Regions from separate parts of the Mus musculus genome. Here all the other regions are linked to region 2. The links are chromatin loops, found by intact Hi-C in ENCODE. Cell type or tissue: left cerebral cortex. All regions are shown on one strand.

Region 1 (4,000 bases), 390 kb after region 2:
TTAAAAGCATATAGAAAACCAAACTGGGTTGTTGGGAAAATTGTGACTGAAATAAACACATTTTCACTTTCAAGCAAGAAGAAAAATGACAGACAAGTCAGCAATAAAATCACAAATACAAATGACAGAGTAAGAAATGAATGTGATCTTCATTTTTCTGATAGACCAAGTAGTCCAAATTGAATCTCCTTCATTTTTACCTGGATAGACTTTCCACAGCTCTTCCTTGTGAGGTTTTGTTAACTTACTGCAATCTAGACTCACCTGGGAAGAGAGTCCTGTTGATGGACCTGTTAGGTTAGATTCGTTCGTGGGCATGCCTCTTGATAAAGTTCACTGAGGCAAGAGGGCTCAACCCAGTGTGGATTATGCCACACCCACAGTTTGGGTGCTCAGCTGTAAGAAGGAGAACGGGAACTAAGCAGAAGCATGCATTCATTATTTCATTTGCTCCTTCTTCTGACTGTAGATGCAATGCAACCAGTTCCTCCCAGTTCTTGCCTGCCTTAACCTCCCTGCAAAGGTGGACTGTAACATGGAATTCTGAGCACAGATAACTCCCCACTGCTCTAAGTTGTTTGTATCACGGTATTTTATCACAGCGATAAGAAATGAAATTAAGACAGCCTTCAAGCATCCTCTGTCCCTTGTTAATTTTATCATCAATGCATAGATAAAGGGAAACATTTCCTGACTCGAATACAGACAGAGTATATTATATTTTTATTATACACACAAGCATAGCTAAAAAGCAAGATGCCTTAAATAGAGCTGTGGAGGCATTGATGAGCTGTTTACTTTATCATGTCATCAATTATCACAGCCAGAAAGTCAATTGTACTGATCGGCTCCCCACACTACTGTGTAGGATACATCCCATCTCACATTGATATACTGCCATTTATCATTACCTCTAGTTATCATCGTATGGCCAATTTCCAGTATCTAGTAACTGGACATTCTTCAAAAGAAAACTAGTATGAAATCCTCCTTTGTCCGTTTTTATGCAATTCATGTGTTTTCTTTATTATGATCACTACTGCTTAGGTTTTTGGCTATGATATCACAATTCTTTCACAACAAAACAGGCATAAATACATAAGCTAATGTTCATGAAACACTGTGGTGGCAACACCATACAGTGGCAGACAGAGGCAGAGGACAGGATTATGCTTCTATCTGAGAAGATCAAGGACGATTTCCTGGAGGACTGAGGTCTGAGCTTGTCTATGGCAGCAAGTAGCTTTTGTCAAGGTGAAGCCAGAGCTTCAGGAAGGAAGAAAATTCCCAATAGACTGAAAACACAGAGGACAAAACAGGTGACTGTCCATACATAACAAGTAGCAGGAGCTGAACAAAGTGTGGAGTAGTAAAGACATATGGGAATGCAGTTAGAGAATGTAAGTCAGAAATAAGTCAAGAAAACAGCAACTAAAGGGTTGAGGTTTTCTTTTATAACGTCTCCTGAAAATAAAATAAACTTAGAAATATTGCTTCCTTTAAATTACAGCTTAAGACTTCTCTAATTATTCTGTATGCATCCCTTACGTACAGGAACCAATACTTTCAAGTTTTTTCAGACTTGATGTTTTTATCTTACACTATCAAACGGGTGCTTTTCAAAAATACATCCAAATGATTTCCTTGTTATTTGAGTGCATTTTATGTCATACAGCGACACCTAATGGTAATATATTGTTTTGCAGCCAACTCTGTAACTTGGGAGTTAAGACAGACAGAAAAGCAGTGAGAAGAATCCTCCAAGCAGGAAGGAACACTGCTGAGAATACAGTAAAGAGTATGACAGGATTAGTTAAAGGCAGCAAACAGATTGGGAACAACCTACAGTTTCCTAAGAGAATTACTAAGTCCCACCACAGAGTCAGCATCCTTCAGTTTGGAACACTCCATGTCCATGCCCCTGCATTGGCCAGACCACAAAACTGAAGTGTTTAAGTAGTATTTTCCCTTATGAGAATAAAATTTTCATCTAATAATTGGTATTGCATGTCCTTGGATGATGATATATGTACAACGACATACACAACAGTCTAACACCACATAAAAGCAACGAACAAGTGTAAGAACATGTTCTCGGTGGCTTGAAAAGCAGGTGATGTGTCAAAGAGTCAGAAAGCACCTTCAGTTTGCTGAAATGCCTTCTCAACTATCTCCAGAGAACACTACAAGTGCCCTAGTTCCATAGCTTTTCTTGTCTGCTGTTGTGATAAAATATCATAACCAAGGCACTGGTAGAATAAAGGGTTTATTTGGGCTTACAGTTTCAGAGAGTCAGAGTCCATCGTGGTGTGGAGGTGTGACGGCAAGTAGCATGCCGAGCACCTGGAGCAGGAAGCTGAGCTCTTATGTGCTCACCTCAAGCACAAAGCAGAAGTCACTGGAAGCAGGGCAAGGCTTCAAATTCTCAAATCACACCTCCAATAACACACTTCTTCCAGCAAGGCTATATTTCCTAAATCTCCTCCAAATAATGCCACTTGCTGGAAAACAAGTATTCAAATACCAGAACGTTTGGGAGACCTTTCTCATTTAAACCACCACACGTCTGTAGGTGACTGTGGCTTTGTGCTAGGGACCTTATCCATTGAAGGTACCCTGAGAATAGCATGGGTGATGATTAGGGTCAGGATAGACCCATCCAGTTAAGATGGGAAGGACTTTGACACTCAGGCAGTATCTACATTACATTCCAAACACACATCCTGTGGCCTGCCATCTAAAGTCAGCAAACCCAGAAGGAAATGGGTCAGCTGTTTCAATGAGCATATATCACACTCTGCCTCTGCTTGGGCTTAAGAGCTTTCCTCATTCAACTTCATGAGCACCTCAAGCTGCAGGAGAGAACATGTGAAGTCTAATGTAGAACAGCGGGTCATTTCAGGTTATCAGTTAACCAACAGCACAGCCTTCTACTCATACCCCTGAACAACATGAAAATAAGAAACGTAAAATAATCCTATCCGCCTATCTCATTCCAACTAGGGACCTTTCTTTTCTGTCTTTACTAACCTTACATAATGATTTTAGTTCTTATTTATAGACCAGACCACACAATAACATTGGGTTATATTTCTGTTGTGATTAAAATTTGTGGCTGTAATTCACTTTTCTAAATGACATTAACTAAATACCATAGGTTAAATATCCATTACACACCTGCCACAGTGCCAGATACAAAGAAAAAACAGACCTAAAACAAACAGACTTGTTTTCAGTATCAATTCTGTGTGTTCCCTTTGCATACAGGGGAAATGGTCTCCTAGACATCATATTCTATCACATTATCTCACTTGGCTTACCCTACATTCATATTATATAATAGCTAAAAGATGCTGCCAAATTTCCCAATTCCTATTCTTGTCTGCATTGTAATATCCCAAGAATATGTAGAAACAAGAGGCATTGTCAGAGGAAGAGGAGGGTGATCGGGGATTATTCGAAGACATGTGGCCTGAATCCTGACTGGCAAAGCAAATTGAATCACTGTTGGACATGGAGGGATTTGCGGAGGAGTGTAATCAGGGTCTATGAAGCTCCACTGCCTTTTCCTGCCCCCCAGAGGAAGAGAACTAATATGCATGGAAAGCAAGCACTGATGCGTCCCAAGCCACCTGCTGCAAACGGGCCTGCTGGGACAGATCCCTTCATGGATCATAAAGAGAACAGCAGACACAAGTGTCCCCAGGAAGTTGCTCACCACCCACTGCCACCAAGGGGTTCCTTCCCTCCTCAGCAAGGCACAGCCTGCGGCCACTGCTTCTTCTTCCTTCCACTGTTCTTGTTCCCCCTCCTGCCACCCAGTTTCAAGAAAAATGACTCTCTCAGGAAGGATCCCAAGTGACAGAAATCCCTTTCATCCACCTTTGCTCATATCTTTTAGCATGAACTCAAGTAAAAATTATCTTCTGAAGCCACAGCTAGACAACTTTTCTCATAAAACCAGCCAAAATAAACTATACAGAGGCTAAATATGTAGGCT
Region 2 (4,000 bases):
ACCTGGGTGCCTAAGCTATTCACCAGCGGGGAGCTCCCCTAGCTGGGACTTTTGAGCTTAGTGCTCAGGTCCTGAGCTCTGTGGGAGAGTGGTTTCTATGGTATCTACACCCACAACCCAGGAATCTTACAAACTTGCCCTTCTGCTCCCTCTTAGCTCCTTTTTTTTTTTTTTTTTGCTCCAAAGAAGCATATGTGTGGTACTATACCAAGACTGGAGATCAGGGCACAGAACTTTTTCTTAAGCGCCTAGCTCTGCTCGGGATGGAGTGGAGCAGAGGAAGGGCCCAAGGGAAAATGTGCCTTCCTTCTCTGAGAGTAGAAAAGACAAGTTGCCTAGACATCCTCGAGCTGGGCTTCCTTGACAGTAAGGCTCTGCGAAAGGAGAGCGGTGATTAGGGACTGTCTTGTAGCCACTCTGAAAAGAGTCTGGCCCGCTGACCTGCGCAGCGGAACAGGGTTCAGCGCAGGGGCGGGGGGGGGGGGGGGGGGACGGACTCAGCCCAAAGGAAACACATGATGGTAACCTTGGCTCAGCTTAAAGAAGCAGAAATGAGTTGGCGACATTAAGTTTGCAGTTTGTACTAGTAGAACTGGGAGGGAGGATGCAAATTATCGGGTTTGGAGAACAGAGTTGCTCAGACTACCAGATGCCCCGAAAGCAGTCACAGTTAATCCATAAATCTCTCCCTTTTACCTTAGTCACACAGCTTTCTTTGGTCCAGCTAACCAGGCGCGCTGCATCGCTGTCATGCACTATGACTTCAGCACCTGGTGTCGGGTTACCATTCCCTCCCACCCGCTTCCCAGCTCCATCTTTCTGACCACTCCCCCCCTCCCGGCAGTGCCCGGCCTCAAAGCGTGCTGATCCTGGAAGCGCAGGTGCCATTACGGAAAACGCCTCCAGACTCCAGATTCTCGGGCTGGAAGTCCTCCACGCTGTAGGCTCGACTCTTCAGGGCAGTGGCATAGTAGTCGACTGGTTCCTCCGCAGCGTTATCCATCCAGCTGAGGCACAGGATGCGCTGGAAAGAGCGCTTGAAGTTGTCCGACAGGAAGCCGTAGAGGATGGGGTTGGCACAGCTGTTGGCATAGCCCAGGATGACAGACAACTGGCTCACGGTGGCGTCGTCTTGCTCGGCGAACACGTTGACCAGCTGTACCACGTAGAAAGGCATCCAGCAGATGACAAAAACCATCACCACCATCATCACCATTAGAGTGATCTTGCGCTCTGAGCGCTTGCGCTGCTGCCAGCCAGCCTTGAGGGCCACCATGCGCATCTTGGCAATGATGAGCACATAACACAGGCAAATGGCCCCGACAGGCAGCAGGAAGCCCATGAGAAATGTGTATAAGACGAAGCCCACCAACCAGCGCTGGGCGGGCTCGGGCATGAGCATGTTGCAGGCTACCGTGCCATCGCTGTTGGCTGCGGTGCGTGAGAAGACCACGATGGGCAAGATAACCAGTAATGACAGGACCCACACGCCCAGGTTCACTACTTTGGCCACAGTGGGCCGACGGTAGCGCGCTGCCTTGATCGGGTGCACCACAGCCACATAGCGGTCCACACTAAGCACAGTCAGACAGTAGATGCTGGTGAACATGTTGACCGCATCCACGCTGAGCACCAGGCGGCAAAGTAGCGCGCCGAAGGGCCAGTGGCGCAACAGCGTGGAAGTGACCAGAAAGGGCACGCTGAGCATGAGCAGCTCATCAGCAATAGCCAGGTTTAGAATGTAGATGTTGGTAGCGGTCTTCATCTTGGCGTAGCGCAGGATCACATAGATGACCATAGAGTTCCCACACAGTCCCACCAAGCATACCACGGAGTAGATGAAAGAGATGAGAATGGCGCTACCCTGTCCCTCGCTTAAGGTCCCATTCTGGGAAGCGTTTCGTCCAGGCTCTTCCATGCCGTCCGCAGCGCCGGACCCCGGACCCCTGCTGCAGGCTCCTTCCCCGCAGCTGCCTGGGCTGGGGCTTGGAGAAGAGGAGGGAGAGGAGGCGGTGCCATTGGGGAACATCCCAGCTGAAGTGGGCCGGTGCGGCTGCCGGCTGGGGCGCTCACCTTGCGCCCTTGCTGTCTGCGCCCTCCCTAGGCTCAAGGCTCCAAGCTCACAGCTCACCGCCGCCTGGCGCCACCCGGCAGAGCGCAGCAGCTGTGGCGAGCGCGGCTCCGACTGAGGCCGCCGGGAGCATCACCCAGCGGCAGCTTGCTTGAGCGCTGTCTCTCTTGCAGCTCCGGGGGTCCTGGGCACACTGGAGAGTGGAGAGGAGAGGCCAAGAGGCTAGAGCCCAGCGCGGCACATCCATTAAGTGGAAAGGCTCTGGACTGATGAATGATTAATAAGCGGCACCATCGCGTCAGCAGCTACGAAAAAGCAGGCGGGGGGGGGCACATAGGTGGTTTATTCCCCCACCGTCATCGCTCCCCCCCATTTCTAGTCCCCTCTAAGCTCAACTCAAAGATTGCTTCAGATTTCTCTCACAGCATCTTCAGGCATTCCTAGGACAGACCTGAGGAGTTTCTCTACATTTCAAATGGGTAGGTGCCAGTCAAGAATGTAGATTCTGCCCCTTTCCACCCGACTCCTACTCTAAGTAAAGACTGAAGCAAACCCCAGACATTTATGTCTGGAGTTCTTCATTTCTTTCTGCTGCTGCTCTCTTCTGGTGATGGGGGCGACTCCACCTGTCCCTAAGCCACTCTCCAGGACAGGACCCTGAACACCTACCTCCTTTCCTGCTTGCCAGTTCTTTAAACCTGTACCTGGAGATTTCAGGCCTTCAGATCCCCAAGTCAATGATGTCTCCAGATGGCCCTTGCAAAGTGCTTGTAAGGTCTGGCGGCGCTCTGACGTTCTTTGCAAGGTCCAACTGCCTTTGGGGCTGGCCGCTGCACAAGTGCCCACGCAAACACTAAGCGGTGGAAACTAGACCTAAGCCAATAGCGGTATGAGCACGAAGGACCACAGTGGTGTGTTAAGGGATGCTGAGTTACAACATCCGTAGCCCTCCACTCTGCAGCAGGGAGTGTTCAGGGGAACTGAGTGAACCATTGCGACTCTCTAACAAAGCATGTAGTTCTCTGAGCCCCATCCACCTCCCCTAGGAATATCAACAGCAGAAATCAGGATGAGGGGCAGAGAGCTCAGGATGAGGCTGGCACTGCCCCAGGAACCTGCCTGGCGCCGTATTGGAAATCCATGTAGGTGTTCACTAGGGAAAGATTAGGCTGCGCGGCTTGGAACAGCTGTGCCCGCGCGTCCAGGCTGTACTTTGTACCCTGGAGAGTTGGCGGGGTGGGGGGATGGAAGTGGAGAGCGCCAAGGCCTGAACAGGCAGGTGTGCCAACTCTTAATCTATGAGTGGCTGGCTGAGCAACTGATGGAAGCCTGGGATCAGTGGCAAGGCATTCAAGCTTTCCTCCATGGAACCCTAAGGAAAACTAGGGCCTTGAGGTATGACCCCTCTGTGTCCCAAGTGCCGAAACCATTAAGATATGGATATTAAGATCCCAGGTCCAAAGCTCCTCAACCTACAATTCCCATCCCTAGTCTAGGAACTGCAGGCTTTTGTTTGAGAAAGAATGGATGTTGATATTTAAGGGACCCTGGAGTTCCCAGGACTCCGAACTTAGGGACTCTTTGGCCTTACAGTCACTTTCTGTCAAAGGATTCAATCACCTATTCCGTTTCATGAATGCTGTTTCCTTCCAGGAAATCCCTGCAAGTCTTAGCCTGAAGCATGGCCAGGAAGACTGGCCTGCTGCAGTCCAGTGCTCACTCGAGCTTTGCTGCTTGCAACTGCTTATCTTCCTCAGTCTCCCTCTCACATCTCCACCAAGAGGGGCACATTGGGAACTAGAATTACAGAAGCTGTTCATACCGGACAATCTAGAATGTGCAAATCTGGACACCGCATCAAAAGCAAAACGCTTATACCTTAATGGCTTGTTGTTTACTCTCAGCAACCGCCTACACATGGGTGCTCCA
Region 3 (4,000 bases), 430 kb before region 2:
GACGAGAGTAAAATGTGTGTCTAGTTGTTACACTGGGTGTTTTCTTTCTTACACAACTGACCAGCTCTTTTGCAGCAGTGACTGGACTCATTCTATGTTGTCATTGCACACAAGGTCCATCATCCACATTAGTCTCTCACCTGAAATTTGTTTAGATGCTGATGGGAAAAAACAGACCAGGAATTGGTATACATAAGACATATACCAAAGTAACACATACAGTTATTTATTACAAGCTAAGTAATACATGCCAGAATACTGTTGAAAAGATAAGTAATATCCAAAGTGAGTATAATTGAGAAAAAAGCATGGCATGAATAAAAAGGAGATTTTATAGAGGTGCTTACTTTACAAATTGTTTGGGATGTTAGCTTTTTCTGGCACATAAAATACCATACAGCAATAAGACTTATGTTGGAAAGGATAATAGCCAATTGGTTGGCTAGAGAGATGCACAAATTTGCCAACAGAAAATATAAAATGGAATGTTAAAATGTTTTTAGGCATTGTTACTTTGAATGTGATATTTTTATCTACTATTTGAGAATTTTATACATGTACACAATATATTGTGTTCATTTTCACCCTTGGTCCATGCTCTCCAAGTCCTCTTGGATTCCCTCATCTCCCTTCTAACTTCATATCATTTTAAAATAACCTACTGAGTTCAGTAGTGCTACTAATGGGTGTGTGGTTCTCCCCTGGAGCATGGCCAACCTACCAGAGATCACTCCCTTAAAGAAAACTGACTCTATTTCCATTAGCAGCATTAGCTGTCAACAGCTCCCCACAGACATATGCTCTCTTAGATCAGTTATAAACTTTTGCACCAGTCACCACCTACTGCACAAACACACCTTTCTGATGATGACTGAGAAATAGCAGCACTAATTTATGGCTCTAAAGATACACATTTAAAAGACAGTTCGATACTAATTTCATTTAACAAAATAACAGTAATAGGTTCACCCCTGCGGCCTATGAGTGTTCCAGCCAAGTTGTTAGCCACGTTTTTAAGTACAACTATAAATTTCCTCCTGCTAAACAGTTGTTAAATCCAATCAGAAAGTGGTTGCTTATCACTGTAACATTCATGCTACTATTCATTCTATATTCATGTACTCATGGGCTTATATGTCCAAGTCAGTCGTTATTGTAGCTCTCAGTGTTCACAGTTGGCCAAGGCTGAGATGGCTTTTCTACCCTGGCAGCCTGTGTAGCATTTTTTAGTAGTATGAAAGCTAAGCATCAGGGACGGAGCTTCCAGGTCAGTATTAGCTTGATTTATCCATGTCTTATGATTAATGTATGCAATGTCTTCAGCAGTAGAATCTTACCATCAAGCTATGATGGGCAACCAAGAGCAATGGTAACAGTTTATATTTTGGGGTTCTCTGGGACCCCATGACAGGTGGTACCCCTCACCTGGCACTGGACCTTTTATTGACAATATATGGCTTCTGGGAAAAGTGCTACCCCCAGCCTCATGTAGGGTAATTCTACTTAAACTTGTGTGTATGTGTGTATAAAACAGTAGGTTTTCATATGTTGTTTTCAAATGTCCTTAGTTTTAGTTATTCTTTCTCTGCTCCCTGCCCGTTTTTTTTAACCCTACCTTCCCCCCACATAAACCACCCCAAAGTGTTCATTTTTCCTTTTTCATATCACCTGTGTTCTATTATCTCCCTTTCCTTAAGATCATTCACAAATTAACTTTTAAGTGCCACTTGGATAGGGAATATACATTTCACACTGCTGGCCTTGTGTCTAGTATGTGGAAGTCATCACTGTGCTTTGGACTCGTGTCACCTTATGCACAAGTCACAATGACTACCAAAGTTCCACTCTCAGGATTATCCTCCTGATATGACTCTCGTGGCCTTATCTGCAATTCTGCAGCTATTCTTACTATCATATTCATCTTCCAACTGTGATGTTAGAATACATCTTCCATGAGTTCTGTCTCCATGGGCTATAAAGATTGGCTATTTTTGCTCCTCTCTTGATCTAATAAATTTTCAGAGCAATTTAATATACAGTATGGTCCAGATTCATTAATAAAATGATGACTGACACCTGACAGAACATTAGCCAAGATTAAAAATGGAGTTTCCAGCTCATTAAACACCACAAAAGACCACACTTTAATAATCATATAATCTACTGAATGATGTACTTGAATGGCTTCTGGTGGAGTTTCCAGTTACTGAGACCAAACGGTTCAGAAAGGAAAACCTCATTTTGTTTTTTTAACACACCTGATTGATTTGAGATTTACTTGAAGGGGTTCACTTAGGAGCATCTTTGGATTTAATAAGACATGAAATGATTTTCCTATGCTTATTTTTTCTTGAAAACATTTTCCACACAATATATTTTGATTTCACTTTTCCTTACCACCAATTCCTTAAAGATTCTCCCAATGACCTATCCACCCAACTTTATGTTCTCTTTCTCTCTCTCAGAATGAAGAGAACCAAACCAAACCAAACCAAACCAAACCAAACCCAAAAATCCCCAAGAAACACCCCTCAAAGAAATGAAAATAAACAAGTAAAAGGCCAATAAGACAAAAATGTCAAAACAAAGCAAAATAAGACAAAATGTTGAAAGAATATAATTGATCACGGGCCCTGTGCTGAAGTATCCTTAACATACTGAGCCTGGCTGCCCTGGAGAAAATGGTTTTCCCTCTGTCAGCAGGCATTTCCTGCACATAGCTTCTTGCTTAGGGGTGAAGCACGTGACCAATTCCCCTTGCAGTGCTGAGACCCCATCTGGCTTGAATCTGTGCACATGCTATGCATGCTGCCACGGTCTCTGAGAGTTCACAAATATATTAAGTTTCTCTGTCCTGGAAGATACTCTTTCCTTGGAGTCTTCACTTCTGGCTCTTATAGTCTTTCTGCCTCCTCTTCTTTACAGACTCCTGAGCCTTGATGGGAGGGGTTTCAGGAAGTCACCACATTTAGGACTGAGTATGCCGAAGCCACCACTCTCTACACATCATGCAGGTGTGGGTCTCTGTGTTAGTTCCCATCTACTGCAAGAGGAAGCTTCTCTTGATGAGGGCTGGGCAAGGCACTGATCTCAGAATGACTTTTTCTAGCTCCATCCATTTACCTGTGACTCTCATAATCTCAATTTTTTCCTTAGAGCTGAAATAACGTCTTATTGCATAAATGTAACATATTTTAATTCATCAATTGATGGACATCTAGGATGTTTCCAGTTTCTGATTATTATGAAGAGAGCAGCAACAAATGTGGATGAACAAATGTCTTCGTAGAGTTTTTGTACATATTCCCAAGAGTGGTGTATATCTCGAGGTAGATTGATTCCCAGCTTCCTGAAAAACTGCCATCCTTACTCCCATAGTGTTTGTACAAACCCACCAGCAATGAATGAGTGTTCCCATTTCCCAGCTCCCTCACCACCAGCATGTGCTGTCATTTGTTTTATTAACTTTGGTGTTTCAGTCTGGTACAAGATGAAATCTCGGAGTAGCTTTGATTTGCATTTCCCTGAGGGCTAAGGATCTTGAACATTTTTAAAACTGTTTCTCCGGCACTTGCGTTTTTGAGAACTCTCTGCTTATTTCTGTACCTCATTTTTTAATTGAGTTATTTGTTTTCTTGAGGTTCAGTGTTTTTATTTCTCTCTATATATAATGTTTATATGTATATATGTACATGTGTATATATACAAATAATGTGTATATCCATGTGAATGTGTCTGCCTGTCTCTCTTTTATATATCGTCTATCTATCTATCCATCTATCCATCTATCTATCTATCTATCTATCTATCTATCTATCTATCTATCTATCTATCTATCTATCTTCCTATCTATCTATTTATCTATCCACATTAACTTTCTATTTAGATACATAATTTGTAAAGACCTTTTCCTGTTCTGTTTAGAAATGCCTTTCCAGTGCCAATGTGTTCAACTATTCCCCACTTTTTCTTCTGTTTTTATGTTGATGTCTTTGATCTA
Region 4 (4,000 bases), 430 kb before region 2:
TACATTTTTCATTAAGTACTGAGTTGTTCGATATCTATAATTTTGTATATTTCTCTTGTTGATATACAGCTTTAATCTATGGTGATCAGATAGGATGCAGAGGGTTATTTTAATTTACTTGTGCCTGCTGAGACTTCTTTCATGTCTAAATGTGTAGTCAACTTTGGAGAAAGTTCTACGAGCTTCTGAGAAGAAAGTGTATTCTTTAGTGTTTGGGTGAATGTTCTGTAATTATCTGTTAGGTCTATTTGGGTTTTGACATCATTTAGCTCCAGGATTTCTCTAGTTATTTTTCTGGGTAACATATTTATTGGTGAGAGAGTGGAGGATTGAGGGTAGCCACTATGTGAGAATCAATATGTGATTTTAGGTATAGTAGTGCTTCTTTTATGAATTTGGATGTTCTTGTGTTTAGCATATAAATGCTTAGAACTTTAATATCATCTTGGTGGATTTTTTTCCATGGATGAGAATGTAGTTTCTTTCTCCATCTCTTTATTAGTTTTGGTTTGAAGTCTATTTTTATCAGATATTAAAATGGCTACACCTACTTGCTTCTTGTGTCCACTTGCTTGGAATACCTTTCCCCTGGAGTGGTCTCTTGATGGTAAAAACATAGTAGGGAAGTGGTTTTTTTTGGATGCAGCAATAAGATAAATTCTGTCTTCTAATCCAAGCTGTTTATCTTGTCTTTTAATTGGTATTTTCATAATGTGTAGTAAGAATGTGTAGAGAGAATTTTGGTTTCTTAAAAACCCAGTTATGTGAAAATGTTTTTGTTTTTGTTCCAGGTATGGGTTAAGAGGCTGTTTCACAACAGGTGATTATGATTTGCCTCTGGCAAAGGCAAGGGCATGATTTTTGTCAGCTGGAGATAATTTAATTCTGGAAAGTCTGGAGAAGGTATAAATGTGAGAGTCCCAAGAGGCCCTGTGGTAGCTGCTGCTTTCCCAGCTGCTGCCTTGCCTCTGCCTCTGCCTCTCTCTGCCTCTCTCTGCCTTTCTGCCTCTGCTTCTGCCTCTGCGCCTCTGCCTTTCCCCTGCCCCTGCCCCTGCCCCTGCCCCTGCTGCCTCCCTTGCCATTGGAGATTCTGATAAGGAGAAGAATTGATAAAAGAACTAGGTGGCCAGTTGTTAGGAATACTTTCCTTCATACTTTCACTTTCTAAACATTCAAAACAGTATCCACATTAATTTATTAGAACTATAAAATATGTTTTATAAAATACTGTCAAGTGTGCAGCAGACTCATGTCCACAACTTTGTGATTGAAGATGGTTGCCAAGTGCCTTGAGCAGGACCTGTCCAATTTAGTTCTCCTGTGAGAAGCAAGTTTGAAACAGGAATTTGGCTAGTGGAGGAACTGCCAGCCTCTCCTCTTAGATGAGTTCTCTGAGGGTGGAGCTTGTTATGGATAGTCTATGACACCCTGTCAATGCTGCTGTCTCCAGTCAACAAATCTTTCTATTGTGGAACAGAGCTTCAAACTGGGATGCAAAGGAACAATTCCAAGCTGTCAACATTGGTTGATCCCTGCTCCTGACACTCTGACTTGATTATTTTATTCTAAAGGGCAAAGGACTTCTGAGAATAATTATGTTGCATTTGGATTAACTAATTGAGACTTTGGCCTTTTTCTCTAGTTGCTTGTTCCTCACTCAAAATTAATTTGTTATGGGCACAGTGAGTTAATTAGCATGACTAGCTCCCTGGTCTCCATGCTTGCATTTTTAAGAGCTTTAAAGTCAAGGTACTGCTTACACAGGTGATTGGTGGTAGATAATTCTTGAGTTGTTATCTTAGGAGGGGTATTATCATATTATTACACATGTGCAATTATTTAGGAAGAAACAAATTGCCCTTTGCACCATGTTTTAAAGCATGTCAGATAGGACATATGTATGTATGTATACATACATGCATATATGTATATATGTATGCATGTATGTATGTATATACACACATATAGTTTGCTTGCATCCTGTCAACATTTTTAGATTGTACATGTTTGAAATGTGAGATTCCTAACTCCGAAAGAATCACATTTCTTGACAGGTAGCGACAGTAGGGTTCTCATTCATGAAGTGGTTATCATAACAAATAACTAGTGACACATTTGACTTGTACCTGTTGAAAATTTGAAGTGGTTCACCACTAGGGGCCACTCTGTTCTTGAAGCTTAAACCAACTCACAAGTTCAACAACAGTCGAACATTATGAATAAAATGGAGCAAGTTTGTAGGAATATAATATATGAATTATAATCATATTCTACTATTAATATACTAATGCTTGAAATATTCAGTTGTCAGAGTTTCTGTTTAAAGATGACTTTTTCTAGATACTGTACAAATCCATTATGTCACTGGACATGAGAAAGCCATTCTTCAGATCAGTAAAATTCTGCTAACTTTCCTAAAGGAGTTAGGTGTGATTCGATAATCTCAGAAGAGGGAGCCATTAACTTAATGTCTACATCAGCTTTCTCCACCACACAGAGATGATTTTAATGATTCTGCTCTGGCTTGATTTCCCATAAAGTGATAATAAGCTTATCTCCCTCTCAGGAGTGTTAGGAAGGAGACTTGGTTAAACGTGTGGAAGTGTCCGGATGATAGAAATGGTTAATCATTATTATGCAAAGTGATGCCGTGATAGTGAATCAATGAATTCACGACAGAGGGAGGGGATTGCCTGGTGATCCAGCTACAAACGAAAGCAGCAGTCTTGTCTGGTAATTAAAAAGTGTCTCTTTATGCTGCATTTACAAATAAAGAAGACAGATACAGTGTTTCTATATTGTGACATTTGGTTTTAGAGTAGTCTCTAGTTCACAAAATAGACCCAGCTGTCTGATCTAGGACATGCAGAGGGAGGCTGTGAAGGGCTGCTCTGTCCCTAAAAGACCTTGGGTGACAACACCTGGGAGACCTTTGAAACTGTCAGAACAACAGAGGCTCAACAAATGTACATGCTTATTGTTGCTTTTGCAAGAATCTCAAGGAGATCCACATCAGAAAAGGAGAAGGCAACATTGACTCTTGGAGAATTTTTGAAGGTGGTAATAACTCATGCGGCACCAAAGGCCTCAGGAAGTAGCTGAAATGAGTGAGTGAAAAATAAGCATGAGAGAAACTTCAGAGAGGAAAAGGTGCCTGGAAACCCTGGGGTCTGAAGAAGCTTTCCCGCAGTCCCAAGACTGTAGCAGCCATAGCTTCACAGATGTCAGAAGGCCAAGGGATTTATTTATTTTTTAGCTTTAATTTCAGGGCCACACCTCTATTCAAGTGAGTCTCTATTCTTCCCCTTTTCACCCTCAGAGTTTTGGTCATTTTTCTCCAGCTTTCTCAAAATGGAAGGTTTATGTATAACTTTTGAAACACTGAATTGTGATTCAAAGCAACTATGGGAACCAAAAACTACATCTGACTACTTCCTGCCAGGTGGATATCTTCCTTTGGGGGTGATTTGTTAGGTGACCTCCCCTGAACTTCACTTTGTTTATGTGCTCCACCACAGTGCAGAACTCTTGGCTCTGTGTGAATCTTAGAACCAAATTATTTTTGTCTCACATATACTTGTGTCCTAACATATACATAAACACAATTTCACTGTGAGCTCAATATGTTTAAATATTTTATCATTTATTATTATTATTATTATTATTTTCGAGACAGGGCTTCTCTGTATATCCCTGGCTGTCTTGGAACTCACTTTGTAGACCAGACTGGCCTCGAACTCAGAAATCTGCCTGCCTTTGCCTCCTGAGTGCTGGGATTAAAGGCGTGCGCCACCATGCCCAGCTTATTATTATTATTATTAAGGCAGGGTCTTACTATGTAGCCTTGGCTGACCTAGAACTCTCTAAGAAGACCAGGCTGGCCTAGAACTCACAGTGATCCATCTGCTAGGCTTCTTAAGTACTATGATTGAAGTTGTAGACCACCATGCTTATAAATCTTAATTTTCTAGTGAGTAAAGATTTAAAATGTTAGTAACAA
Region 5 (4,000 bases), 300 kb before region 2:
TTAGACAATTCAATAATATACAAAATGTATTCCTTTTGGAAATCAGTTCTGAGGAGTCAAACTGACCCCATACAATTTATTAGACACATGTTCTCATTGGCTTAAAGTTACAAAGATATATAAGGACTTCATTACTCTGAAGAGAACAGGGACTAAAGAGAATTTTCCACGCTTTTGATTCTGATATTGTTGTTTTCTTGGTATTAACTGCTGTCCACTGCTTTGGCATTAAATTACTTGTCAAGGGAAGGGTAGAAGATATCAGTCATAACATGGATGAAAAAGTTAGGAGTTCTTTCTTGGAGTGTACTTTCTTGGTAAATTGAATCTACTTACAGTTAGCAGACCAACTTATTTGACTTCTGAGGAGTGACTCCCTTCAAAATAGCTTTAGGCATGACTCATTGTAATGCCCACTAATGTCATATCATCTAGCAGAACAAACAAAATAGAGCCAGGGTAGTAAGTGCTTATAAATAAATAACTTTAAAAATTGGACTGGACAATTTTTCTTGTGAAACACGTAGGAACAGAGTTACAGGCATGACATATAGCCCATTAAACAAAAACTTGACAGGGCAAGGGAATACATATAATATACATTTATATATTATATAATCATATAATATACATCATATAATACATACACTATTATATTATATATTATATATCAAATATTATATAATTATATATAATTGAACATTTAAAATGTATACATTTTATGTCGTATATTATATATTATATAGGAAATATATTTTATATAATAAATATAATATATGTTTATATATCTAAGGGATAAAATTTGGGATTGGTAAAAACCTGTTGTGGCTCTTAAAGAATTTTTCCCCTGACATATCTAGCCCTGATATCCATTGTGAGCTTAATGAAAGCATTTGATTCTAACAATATAAATAGGTAAGTTCCAATAAGTAGATAGATTGCAAAGAGCACATGTATATCAAAATAAGAGATCAGCAAGTAATGATTAATAAAGCTCTGAAGATGTTCCGGAGATTCAAACATGATGGCCAACTTTCTGCTCTCTATTGTGCTAAAGAACACCCAAAAGTCATTATAATATCTGGCTTTTGGGCATTACATTTCTAACGTCTTTTAGTAGAACTCGGAACGGAAAAAAAAAGTACAGATCCAAAGATACTGTCAGCATGAAAAAACAGATCAGTAGGAATGAGCCATTGTGCCTGGGGCATATGCTCTTCTTCACTTATGGATTTCCTCCTGGTCAAAATGGGTCTCTACTACCAACCTCAACTCTACCTTAAGATGATCACAGGCTACACACACATGTTGGAAAAATAGAAATGCAGAAAGAATGAATTCTTGGTGTAGAAGTCTTTGTTACTTTTGTAAAATTTGAATTTATTTTTAGCTATGCATAAAACATTATACTTAAGTATTTATAGAGGATAATGTGATGTTTTGCTACAAAAATCTATCAGATGTTTAAAACTAAATGAAAACTTATACACCATATGTGATTAACGTTGCTTTGATAATGATCTGGACATGTGTATATCTGTTCTCCCAGCGATGAGGAGGCTGAGGCAGGAGAGTCACGAGTTCAAGTAGAACTTTTTTAGGTCAGAATCCTGACAAGAAGACAGAATGAGATATTTTCTAATGATCTGACTAGACTAAAGGGTTTAACTGATAGAAGACAGTAAAAATCACAGCAAGTAGGAAAAGAGTGCTGTACCATGCATATATTTATGTATATGTGTGTGTAGAGGGAGGGAGGGAGGGGGGAGAAAGAGGAGAGAGAGAGAGAAAGAAAGAGAGAGAGACAGAGAGAGAGAGAGAGAGAGAGAGAGAGAGAGAGAGAGAGAGAGAAAGAAAATCATCTTAAGGAAGGGAAAATATTAAAACTTTGCAAGAGGTACAATGATGGGAAGGAAACACCTGCCAAGATGTAGGAAGATGAGCAAGCTGCTGCCTATGCCCCAGCCTGGCAGATAGGATATGTGGGCTGTAAACATCTGCTCTGTTTTTCTCTATGCCTTCTGATATTATTCTGGAGCCTTGCAAAAGCCGCACTGAAGCTAGAAGGCAAGAGGAAGCCTGGGAGTACATGTCCCAGGTTAGTAACCTGGGGGTACAGATCAAAGTAGAGAAGGCAGAATTGGTGTTAGTGAGCCAAATTAGAATAAACAAACAAACAAACAAACAAAACCCCTCCAGTTCAGAGCTCAGGACTTCCAAACCCGGTCTAGCTGACGCTGGGTTAAAGCAGTGCTAGATAGAACTCAATGAAAGACCAACATCCAGAGGTGGCATTTGGGTGGGGCCTTTGTCGTTGAGCCCTAAGCTTCCTTTCAAATCCCCTTTGCTGCTCTGGTCCTCATTTATCTCTGCTCAGATGCAGATGAACTGCTCTCAGCCACTCAGTCATGTCTTCTCAGTGTACTTGCCATTCTCCTTATGGGTAGCAGTCCTCTTAAGTCTCCCAACCTAAGGGCCTTGGCAAGGGCACTTCTTCTGTCCACAAGGGCAGTTATTCTTTTGGTATTCTACAACGCCTAATGCCTGTGTTATTCATTTGGAGTGCATCTTATAGTGCCTATTAATAGTTTCCTTTAATCTTTATTCTGTCGCAACGTCTGAGTCATCAGTGTGAAAAATATTTCTTTATCTCGTGATAATTTTAAAACCCCAGAATTCCGAGGTCACCTTGAGAAACAGGAGTTAAACAATTCAGAAATATCTGTCCCTGGTCATTAGAAGTATTCCAGGAGATTTTGCCAATCTTGAATTAGAGTTTAAGGATCAGAGGATGGTAAAGTAATGTATTCATCCTCTACTCTAGTTAGCATAGTGCTTTCTATTAGGTGGGTGTGTAGTAGTGTTTGTTGATTGATTGTTTTGATTTCCTTACAACTTGTGTACAGGGACAACTTGTTATCAGTAAAAAATGTCAAATTCCAAAACAGCATTTTTTTTTTTGTTCCAGCATCTTCCTTTTTTGAGAATATGATACAGTTTGAATTTGATCTCAAAATACTGTCCTTGTAACAGTAAAATGAAACACCATGCTGAAGTCAAATGAAATAAAACGGTGTCTGAGTACTGCAAAGCAGAGAGCTGGGAGCAGCTGACTTCTGCACGCTGCTTCTATAATGCTGGCTCATTGACTTAATGATCACGCCATGCGTTGGGCTGCTGTATGCTCTTTGCCACTTTGTTAGAGAGGTTTGTTCTCACTGAAGGGGGAGGGGGCTGCAATGCCAGCATCCGGCTCATAAGCCTGAATTTGAGTTGGGAAATTCAGAGTAATTCATTATTTATGCTCTCCTGCTTTGTCCTGATCCTTCCTCAACTTAGAAGCGGCGCACATTCTTCTCATAACCCTTTTTGTGTTCATTTTCAATCCTATCTCTTTCCTGCATGAGTTACTCACTACAATTCAGTCTTTTGCAAGCTTTGCTAACACTGTTGGTTCCCAGCATGCTGTTAGGGCTAGCGATGTGTGCTCATTAAAACTTGCTCTAAGAGAAGTCGATTAACAGGTTCTGGTTGAATAGAGATTTTCTTAAAATTTAATATATATGTTTTAAATGTGGGTATTTGACATGGGAGTTGAATGCTTTAAGGATTTACATATTTAACCCATGGCCAAATAAATGATATAAAATCTGTTTTAGTAGATTAAAAAGAACATGCAATCTGTTTATTTAGTGGGGGAACAGTTGCATCCCAGGCCAAAGGACATTGCTGGAGCATAAGAAGGTTGCTCATTTTACACTGATGTTTCTTTGAATTTTAATGCTGTCTAAAATGATTTCATCTCAAGTGAATGTGCTAAAAAAGCTCAAATATCAATTGTCCAAGGGATAGTTAAGAACACACACACACACACACACACACACACACACACACACACACACGTATATACATATGCAACTCCACATGCACACATATACATAGAGACAAACCACACTTTCCACATACACACATATACATCTCTCTCACACATACACTCAAT
Region 6 (4,000 bases), 120 kb after region 2:
TATTCTTTGTCTACATGACATCACTCCTCTGGGTTTCCTGTCTTCCGTCACTGGAGAGCATGACTCCAGCTCCTAAGCAAAGTCCCCTTGCTATGGCTTAACTGTTTCTGTGTCACACCCAGATCTCTACTGCACAGCATCTCTAGTGGTCTGGAATTATCCCTCAAGTGCCAATTACAACTAAAACGATAAGATCTTTACATAAGAATTGAAATCTTATTTTTCTGTGAACCTTGCAGCTATATGCTGAGCTACTGGCTGTGACTGTCTTAAATATCCAAATTATTTCCCATTTAGATAACTGTAAACCACACTCCTAACATTCCTCCCACCCTCCCTCCTTCCCTCCCTCCCTCCTTCTCGTGTGCTTTCTTTTGTCTTCCCCACTTCATTTCCTCCATTCTTGCAGTTGTTCAAGTCAGAAAGCTGCTGGTTAACTTCAATTCCTCTTTCTGTACCACCCTCAGCTTTAAATCAAGCTCTCTCTTCTCTGACTCTATTGCTTAAATGAATCTCCAATCCAACGACCTCCCTCCATCTCTACCATGATCACCATCTCTCTCTGGATCAGTCCTACAGTTTCTACTAGGTTTTTTGTTTTTGTTTTTGTTTTGTCGTTGTTTGTTTGTTTGTTTGTTTTTTGGCTTCCAATCTGATACTTAAAACATTTTTATCTCAAAGAATCCATTGTTATGTTATCAAATCTCATACCCCCACCTGCTTAATAAGATCATATTGCTACACTCTCAAAGCCCAGACTCCTTAATAGCTCTAAGGACTCTTTGTGAGCTTCCCCCTGATTATCTATGCTGCCTCAACCCTCACTTCTTGTCACCCCCATTTCAGATTCCAATCATGAGCAGTGCCTTTCTGTATCTGGATATAGTCTGCTCTCTCATCTCTGCCTTATAAAGCACACTGCCTGTGTTGTTCTGTCCGCATGCAAACCCGTGTGCAGTTTATGCCTACCAACCCTCAGTCTCACCCTTTTCTTCTGTTAAGCCATCCAGAGCAACTCTCTATTGTATGGGTCCTTACAGCACTCTGCATGGTTCCTCAACACAGATCAAACTCTATCAAAATTATTTGTTTATAAGTCTACATTATTTGACTATTTAGTAGTATGAGAGGAAAAAAAAATTTCTACTTTCTTGTTTACTCTTGTACTCTAGCTCAGTATGTGACATCCTATGTAAACGTATGTAATAGCTCACTGAGGAATTATCCCGACCCTGAAAATAGCCAGAAGTTTGTGAGGGAGTAGTAGGTACACTTCTGAGCAGCAGAAAGGAGAGAAATACAGGAGCTGGGCCATGCTTTGATAATCCTAGCTACTTAGGAAGATGAGGCAGGACAATCACAAGTTTTAGATCATCCTGGAGGACAAAACAAGGAAACAGAGGCAGGAGGAAGAAAAGAGAGGAAGGGGGGGAAAAAAGAGGAGAGGAGGAGAGAAAAGAATTCAGTCAGAGTGAGAAGCAGATTCTTAAAAGAGTGGAACACAAACACATCATAAACTGAGATGCTCTATGGCTGTGCACGGGAGAAAATAAGATGCTCTTCAAGTTACTTAGACTTAGAAAAAGATAAAAAGTAGTTGTGTTTATTCTGGTTCTTCCACTGTGAGCTCAACTTAAGAGAGACCGTCTTGTCCCTGTCACAGAAGAAAAAGGCAAGTGTAGACAGCCTCCTCTCTCATCCTTGGAAGAACTTTGCAATATTTTTGCTTTTATCTCAAATTGCTGAAAGTGGACCTCAAGGTGCGCCTAAAGCTGTCTGTGTGTCATTTAAGGACACTGCCTTTGCATTTCGAAATGTATCCAAACGAACATCATCACTATGGATGCAGGCATGACTGAAGGCTGCTATAAGTCTGGAAGAAAATTAATGATCTGGTACTTGTCGGGAACTTTCTTCCTATAGCTGAGATTTTAGAGGCTGAAACTGTCTGCAGATCTATTTTTCTACCCCTTCTTCTTATGTCAAATAGAATCCCATGCATGAAAAAAGAGAGTAGTTTTTTTATCCCATCTCCTCAGAAACTCCCTGTGGGAGGAAATGATCCTCAAGGAAGATTTTAGTGTGACATATGGAGACTTTTACACCTTCAGAGCTATATAAAATGAGAGCTGCCTCACAAGTATGGATTCAATTCACTTTCAGCAGAAAAGGAGACGTGGGTCTCAGTTTGAGGTTATAATTTTTTTGGGTAGAAGGGACAGGACAACCTCTGAGTTCTAGTCTGATTATAAAATTCTATGATGTAATCTTTCTTGATGACTCAGAGGAGACTGGTGAATGCAAATTGACACAGTGCACAGCATATTGAAGCAGTGAGATACCTAGGGCCATGAGCTGAGTTCATCTGCATTTTCTTATGCACCATTGCACCATTGCTTCCGACAGCCTGGTCTTTGTTGTTAGTTTGCAGTCTTGTCTGCTAATCCTGTTCATATCTCTGCCCAGGTTGGTCAAGTAGCACATTAAACATCTTTCCTCATCTGAGTGGAAATCTTTAGAGCTCAAGAAACTGTGTACATTAGGGCTTGTGTAGACTGTATGCGTTACAGTTTTAACTTTAGAATTCTGTAAGCGCAGCAACTAATTAAAGCTAGGTGAACCATGGCCAGTTACTTCTCAGAATGGTACTCCTGACAGGGAATTAGAGGAGGGAAATCAGCAAAAACAATGTATAAAAATGCCATAATAAAGCTCATTACTTTGTGTGCTAATTAAAAGCAAATTTTCAAAAGAACTGCTGGCCTTTATAGACTGTAACAATACAGTAAAGATTCTTGCCCTGTGAACACCTTAAACCTGACCTACAGAGTATGCCCTGCTTTGAGTACAGTATCCCGTGCTATATACCTCCTGTGGTTTGAAATTTAACTTAGAAATGCTTCGTCCTCAGTTAAACTTTCATTTAAATTTCTCTTCTATGAGGCTTTCTTAGGGTATCACTAACCATTCCTCTCATGAGTTCTTCAATAGAACTTTTAATATATTAGCACAAATATATATTCCCCATAATCTTAGTTAACTCTGAGATTTTTCTGAACACTAACTTTGTTCTAGATCTCAAACCACAAATGTGCCATAGATTCCTACTGTGGTTACATGTAGACACTCATGAACACACCCTCCAACATCCAGAGTAAATTTTAAATATTTTATATTGTAGCCTATTTTGAGAAAACTATTTTGAGAGGCCATATTTTAATGACAGCAATGTGCTAGGTTTATTGAATTTCACTGCCAACAGAATCATAAAGTAAAATCTAGCAGAGATTTTTCAGGTGCAAAATAATTTGTAACTCTAGAGGACATTTGTGTACTAGACATGGGCTACCATTAGCACATCAGTCAGAAAATATATGTAACTTTTTTCCATCATCAGACTTATCAATTATTATTCAAAGAGACATTTAACACAGAACAATTATTAATTGAAGTCTGTACATATAACTTTGTCTGTTGAGACAGTCTTCTCCTGTATCTAGGTTGATTCGTTGATGCCTGAGTTTGAAGCCCTCCTGCTTTAGCAATCTGAAACATGGATTTTAGGCAAGTTTTTTTTTTAAAGCTGTTTAAAGTCACTTATACAAATGGGTATATCATTCAGGGTACATTACTGGGTTATAGACAAAGATTACAAAGATAGAGGAGTGCTCTTTGAAGAAAGACCCTTACTGATAACTGGAGAGAGTGAAAAGGCAGCTCAGTAGCACAGGTTTTAGGAACAGTTCTCTGAGTGTCTCATATTTCTGCATGGAGAGATTTCATCTTCCAAAGCTGCTTCCAATAAAGATATCCTTGAAGAAACTATCTAGAAGAAGGAACAACAGCAACCAGTGTGTCTCTGTATAGACTATGTAAGTCTTGGCAAGTCTTAACTGCTCAGCTCTAAAAAATATTGAAGGTAAACCAAGAGCTGAAGCCATAAGGAATAGTTCTCTTATGTCACTCTATCGGCTCTCAAACAATATATCTGACCGTATAT
Region 7 (4,000 bases), 710 kb before region 2:
TAGCCTCTCTCTGCCTGCGAGCTATGGGGACCAGTGTACGTCCTAACAGAAGCGGAGCTCTCAGTACGTGGGCAGCGCTTCGTTGTTGCTTGTGATGTGGGGTTTCCTCAGCCGGTCCTTCCCTCACAGGTAACTTCTAGAAGAGAAGGCAGCATATGTGTTCTATTGTTTGCGGATCCCAAGCCCAGTGCACAGCTTGTGTATGTCCCAGGAGCATGCCCTTACTTTCTTTCTCATTCAAGTTTTTATTTCTAAAAACAGGGTGAGAACGGCTAACCTCAGCCCCTATATACGTTTCCCTCACTGGGAATAAGGTAGAATTTCCTGTTTTGTACACAATAATCTCAGTCTTACTTATTATCTCCTTAACTGACTTCTCTCCTCCTTGAAACACGTCACTCAAGTTGGCTGTGTTCTTTCAATATAGGGAGGATGACTTTTAACTTCTGGTCTTCCTGCCAAAGTCTTGGGGATATGCGCATGCGTCACTCGTGGAATGCCCTCCCCCCTTTCTGGCGCTGAGAACTGGACCGAGACTGAGGGCATTGGACATGTTAGTTCTTGGGGATATGCGCATGCGTCACTCGTGGAGTGCCCTCCCCCCTTTCTGGCGCTGAGAACTGGACCGAGACTGAGGGCATTGGACAAGTTAGTTCTTGGGGATATGCGCATGCGTCACTCGTGGAGTGCCCTCCCCCCTTTCTGGTGCTGAGAACTGGACCGAGACTGAGGGCACTGAACATGTTAGTAAACTCTTCCACTGATCTACATCACCACCCCTTGACATTTTTTTTTTTTTTTTTGGTTTGTTTGTGTTGTTATTTCGAAACGGGTTCTCTGTGTAGCCCTGGCTGTCCTGGACTTCTGTAGTCCAGGCTGACTTCGAATGCACTGAGATCCCACCTGCCTCTGCCTTCTGAGTGCTGGGATTAAAGTCGTGTGCCACCACTGCCTGGCTCTCCATTTGCCGTTTAATTTTACTTTAAGGGAATGCTTTTGAGGTACTTTGGTATTTAGTTTCTGTTTTCAGCTTTAATACTAGATATTGTAGTTATGCCATTTTGTGAGCAAATACAACAGCCATTTAAAATGGGGGGGGGTGTTGGTGATGAAATAAGCTAAGAAATAATAATAATAATAATAATGATGATGATGATGATGTATTAATTGAAAACAAGCATACTTATGTGTATTAGTGTCAGGAGGTAGGTTCACATTATTTCTGAAGTAAAATACTCAGGAACATAGCACATTTTAAGAACTTTAATTTCAGCCTTTTTCTGCTTCTTGACCGATGATGTAATGGACTGGCTACGTTCAAGCTCCTGCCGCTCTGACTTCGCCAACACAAAGGACTGTATTCTGGAACTCTTCTCCAGGTATGGTTTGCAACTGGAGCCTGACCCAGACCAGGAAGACAACTTGCACCATGTTTATTACCTATAGATGCTTCCAAAGAGACTGCAAACAGACCTAGAAAGCCTCACTGCTATTTCACCAATAGCCACTGGAGGGCCCCAGACACCATTCTGAATCTTTATGGCAGCCCATGACCTACACTCTAGAAATGTTCCACAAGCCCATTGATGGGGTAAAGTCACTGCCTGGTGATCACCCCAGTCTGACACAGCAGCACAAAGCCGGCTTCCAGCACACCAGAAACATCATCACTGAGACCACGCAAGACCCTTAACTAGAAAATCTCCTGGCAAGTTTCAATGGCTAACCTTTGAAAGTCTTTTGGGTTAGAGACACTGGTGATATCCTTAAACAGAGAGGAGTCCCGGCAGGAAAGGACACTTCCAGAAGGCCTGTAGTTGCTGGTCAGTCCAAGAGTTGTGGAGAACTGTCACGACATGTGCTTCAGAGCTCACCTTATGTTCACCTCCTCTGATATTCAGACTTCCGGCGTCATCAAGAGAAGATCTCATTTCCCCGGACCAGAGGGAATGCAGTCCCCGTGGCTGCATCTTTGGCCCTAGACCTCCCAACAGTCCAGAGCTGGGGCCTATTGTGTTTTAGGACACCTCTGAGGAGAAGAATCGGGTGAAGGTTACGTGGAGATGGAGAAGGCACCTATTCGCCTACCTTAAGGAGAGAGGGAAGCCGCAGGAGCTAGTCTCTTGTAAGATATAACCGGGTTTCACAGACATCAACTTCATCTCAAAAACTGCAGATTGTCATAGCGTTTCTAAAGTCACTTCTCTGGCCCAGACAGGTATATGCAAAGAATAAATTAGAACTAACACAAAGAGGAAAAAGACTGACATAGATGCCAAAAGCTATAAGGGAATTCATCCTACTTTGCTATTTAAGAAATCTTGTATCAGAAACAGTCCATTTTAGTGTTACACACTGCCAGTATTTTTCTTGTGTTAACTGTTTAAACCTCCAAAGTATTTTGCTTACCATGTTTGTAAATAAATGGTTGCCTCCTTCAATATGTAATTTCAATAATCCTATATCATGATTACTGTAAATATAATTGCTCTAGGCAATGAAATCTAGTGCTTAGCTATGTTTTCATTTTATCTCAAGATGTATTAGTTCAATAAACACTCCAAAGAATTAAAATATACAATAGACATAGTTTTGTTTGGTTGCAAAAGCATCAAAAGGGCAGAACATACATCTTAGTGAAGAAAATGTATCAGCTTGGGCATTTTAGTCAGAAGGTCTAGAGACTTTAAAGAGAAATTTTGAAGTGAAAATAAGTCTAATTTATTTTAAAGGTCATAGCAATACCACTGTTCTTTTTAAAAGCTTGTAGATTTATGTGTGTGTGTGTGTGTGTGTGTGTGTGTGTGTGTGTGTGTTTTGCCTGTGTACTGAGTGCCTTGTATCTACAGAGGTCAGAAGTGGACATTAAGATCTTCTGGAACTATAGTTACAGACAGTTATGAGCTACCATGTGGGTGCTGGGAACCAAACCCAGGTCTTCTGCAAGAGCATCAACTGCTCTTAACCATGAAGCCCTTGGTCTAGCCCAATAGGACGGTTCTTAACCGCCATTTACACTGTATTTATCTGACATTTATACTACCGACTCCACTAACAATTGTATGTAAAATTTATTTTTCATGAGGAAATCTGGTATTGCTACACTGGCAGTCACTTATCTAGCCACCACATAATAAAAAGTTGTCATATTTTTTCTTGAAAAATTAAGGGACTGATTTTTAAGGCTTAGTCATTTGGGCTGAATCATAAATGGTCATTAAAATTATGAGTGCTTACGTGATGGGATGGATTAGGGTTAAGAGAGGTAAGACTCAGTTGGCGGTACACGGCTGGGAGGGTGGAGGCCAAGGGTCTCCTGATTGACATGGGGATAGGTGCCTTCTGCCAGGAACACTCATCCCCTCTTTACTCAGCTCCTCCTTGCTGTTCTGCATTGTCTGACATCGTACAGGACTCAGATATCTGTCCACTGAGCATAGTAAATAGAGAGAAAGTTTCCACATTAGCCCCAGGACACTCAGAACAAAACAAATGTTGGCCTGTGTCTCATTAATATCTACACCAATGATGTCCACATAGGATGTGTTTATCCGGAAACTGGCATTGCCTACTTGTTTTGTTGAGGGTAAGGGCAATGGTGTCCAGTAAAATTCAGAGATATGGCAGGAAAACAATCTAGTAGAGTCAGGAAGATGCTGGGAACATGTCAACAGACCTCTCTGCCCCGTCAGTGCACAGGCCCTCCATGGCAGTGCTTGGGTGGCATCTCACCACCTAGTGGGGTTAATCTAAATCGTTTTCTAAATTTGCTTTTTCCTGGGACCAATCAAATCATTTGCTGATGGAGAACATGTAATGAGCTAAATATTGTTCCATGTACTTGGGACAGATCAGAGATTAAAACAAGGAGCTCCGCGTACTGCTCGTGACCTTGGGAATGTCACTACAGCCCTCTGCACCAGTCACCAGCTGCCCAATGGGTGAGATTAGGAACAGTGGACACTGAGCCTGGTACACTCCAGATGCCGTACAAGACTCC

The links. A loop is a pair of places that touch in the nucleus more often than their neighbours do. Peaks named below come from ENCODE experiments on the same cell type or tissue, not always from the same donor. Only the 100,000 strongest peaks of a DNase experiment are listed, where the experiment ranks them.
Region 1: a loop joins it to region 2, with 4 times the contacts of the local background. A loop is called at or near these places in 13 of 42 quality-filtered maps.
Region 3: a loop joins it to region 2, with 2.2 times the contacts of the local background. A loop is called at or near these places in 10 of 42 quality-filtered maps.
Region 4: a loop joins it to region 2, with 3 times the contacts of the local background. A loop is called at or near these places in 9 of 42 quality-filtered maps.
Region 5: it touches region 2 in a loop (8-fold over the local background); 2 of 42 quality-filtered maps call a loop at or near these places.
Region 6: it touches region 2 in a loop (2.8-fold over the local background); 2 of 42 quality-filtered maps call a loop at or near these places.
Region 7: a loop joins it to region 2, with 6 times the contacts of the local background. A loop is called at or near these places in 7 of 42 quality-filtered maps.

What each region holds. Positions count from the first base shown.
Region 1 is chr12:57,823,623-57,827,622 of GRCm38, reverse strand. No RefSeq gene overlaps it. Among named protein-coding and RNA genes, the nearest start is that of Gm46329, 130 kb to the left of the region's middle. In left cerebral cortex, a CTCF peak has its summit at 1,682; DNase peaks (open chromatin) are centred at 1,296, 1,691 and 3,763.
Region 2 is chr12:58,210,622-58,214,621 of GRCm38, reverse strand. It overlaps Sstr1 (somatostatin receptor 1), which reads right to left and starts at 2,818. Exons shown (of 2, transcript NM_009216.3): 1 at 2,741-2,818; 2 at 1-2,376. The coding sequence starts at 2,029. The coding sequence ends at 854. In left cerebral cortex, a CTCF peak has its summit at 2,166; DNase peaks (open chromatin) are centred at 2,175, 2,634, 2,884, 3,856 and 3 more places; H3K4me3 peaks cover 3,366 bases; H3K27ac peaks cover 3,348 bases.
Region 3 is chr12:58,642,807-58,646,806 of GRCm38, reverse strand. All of the region lies in intron 1 of Gm30687 (a long non-coding RNA gene), which reads right to left. Among named protein-coding and RNA genes, the nearest start is that of Gm40427, 130 kb to the right of the region's middle. In left cerebral cortex, no CTCF peak of the experiment used is centred here; no DNase peak of the experiment used is centred here.
Region 4 is chr12:58,636,618-58,640,617 of GRCm38, reverse strand. All of the region lies in intron 1 of Gm30687 (a long non-coding RNA gene), which reads right to left. Among named protein-coding and RNA genes, the nearest start is that of Gm40427, 120 kb to the right of the region's middle. In left cerebral cortex, a CTCF peak has its summit at 2,152 (motif pointing right); a DNase peak (open chromatin) is centred at 2,149.
Region 5 is chr12:58,512,148-58,516,147 of GRCm38, reverse strand. The region is part of intron 1 of Gm30687 (a long non-coding RNA gene); the gene reads right to left. All of the region lies in intron 2 of Gm40427 (a long non-coding RNA gene), which reads left to right. Among named protein-coding and RNA genes, the nearest start is that of Gm40427, 4.1 kb to the left of the region's middle. In left cerebral cortex, no CTCF peak of the experiment used is centred here; DNase peaks (open chromatin) are centred at 1,590, 1,989, 3,208 and 3,356; H3K27ac peaks cover 2,140 bases.
Region 6 is chr12:58,085,649-58,089,648 of GRCm38, reverse strand. No RefSeq gene overlaps it. Among named protein-coding and RNA genes, the nearest start is that of Sstr1, 120 kb to the left of the region's middle. In left cerebral cortex, no CTCF peak of the experiment used is centred here; a DNase peak (open chromatin) is centred at 2,138; H3K27ac peaks cover 1,868 bases.
Region 7 is chr12:58,921,760-58,925,759 of GRCm38, reverse strand. It overlaps the pseudogene Gm47647. Among named protein-coding and RNA genes, the nearest start is that of Sec23a, 88 kb to the left of the region's middle. In left cerebral cortex, a CTCF peak has its summit at 1,513 (motif pointing right); DNase peaks (open chromatin) are centred at 1,517 and 2,078.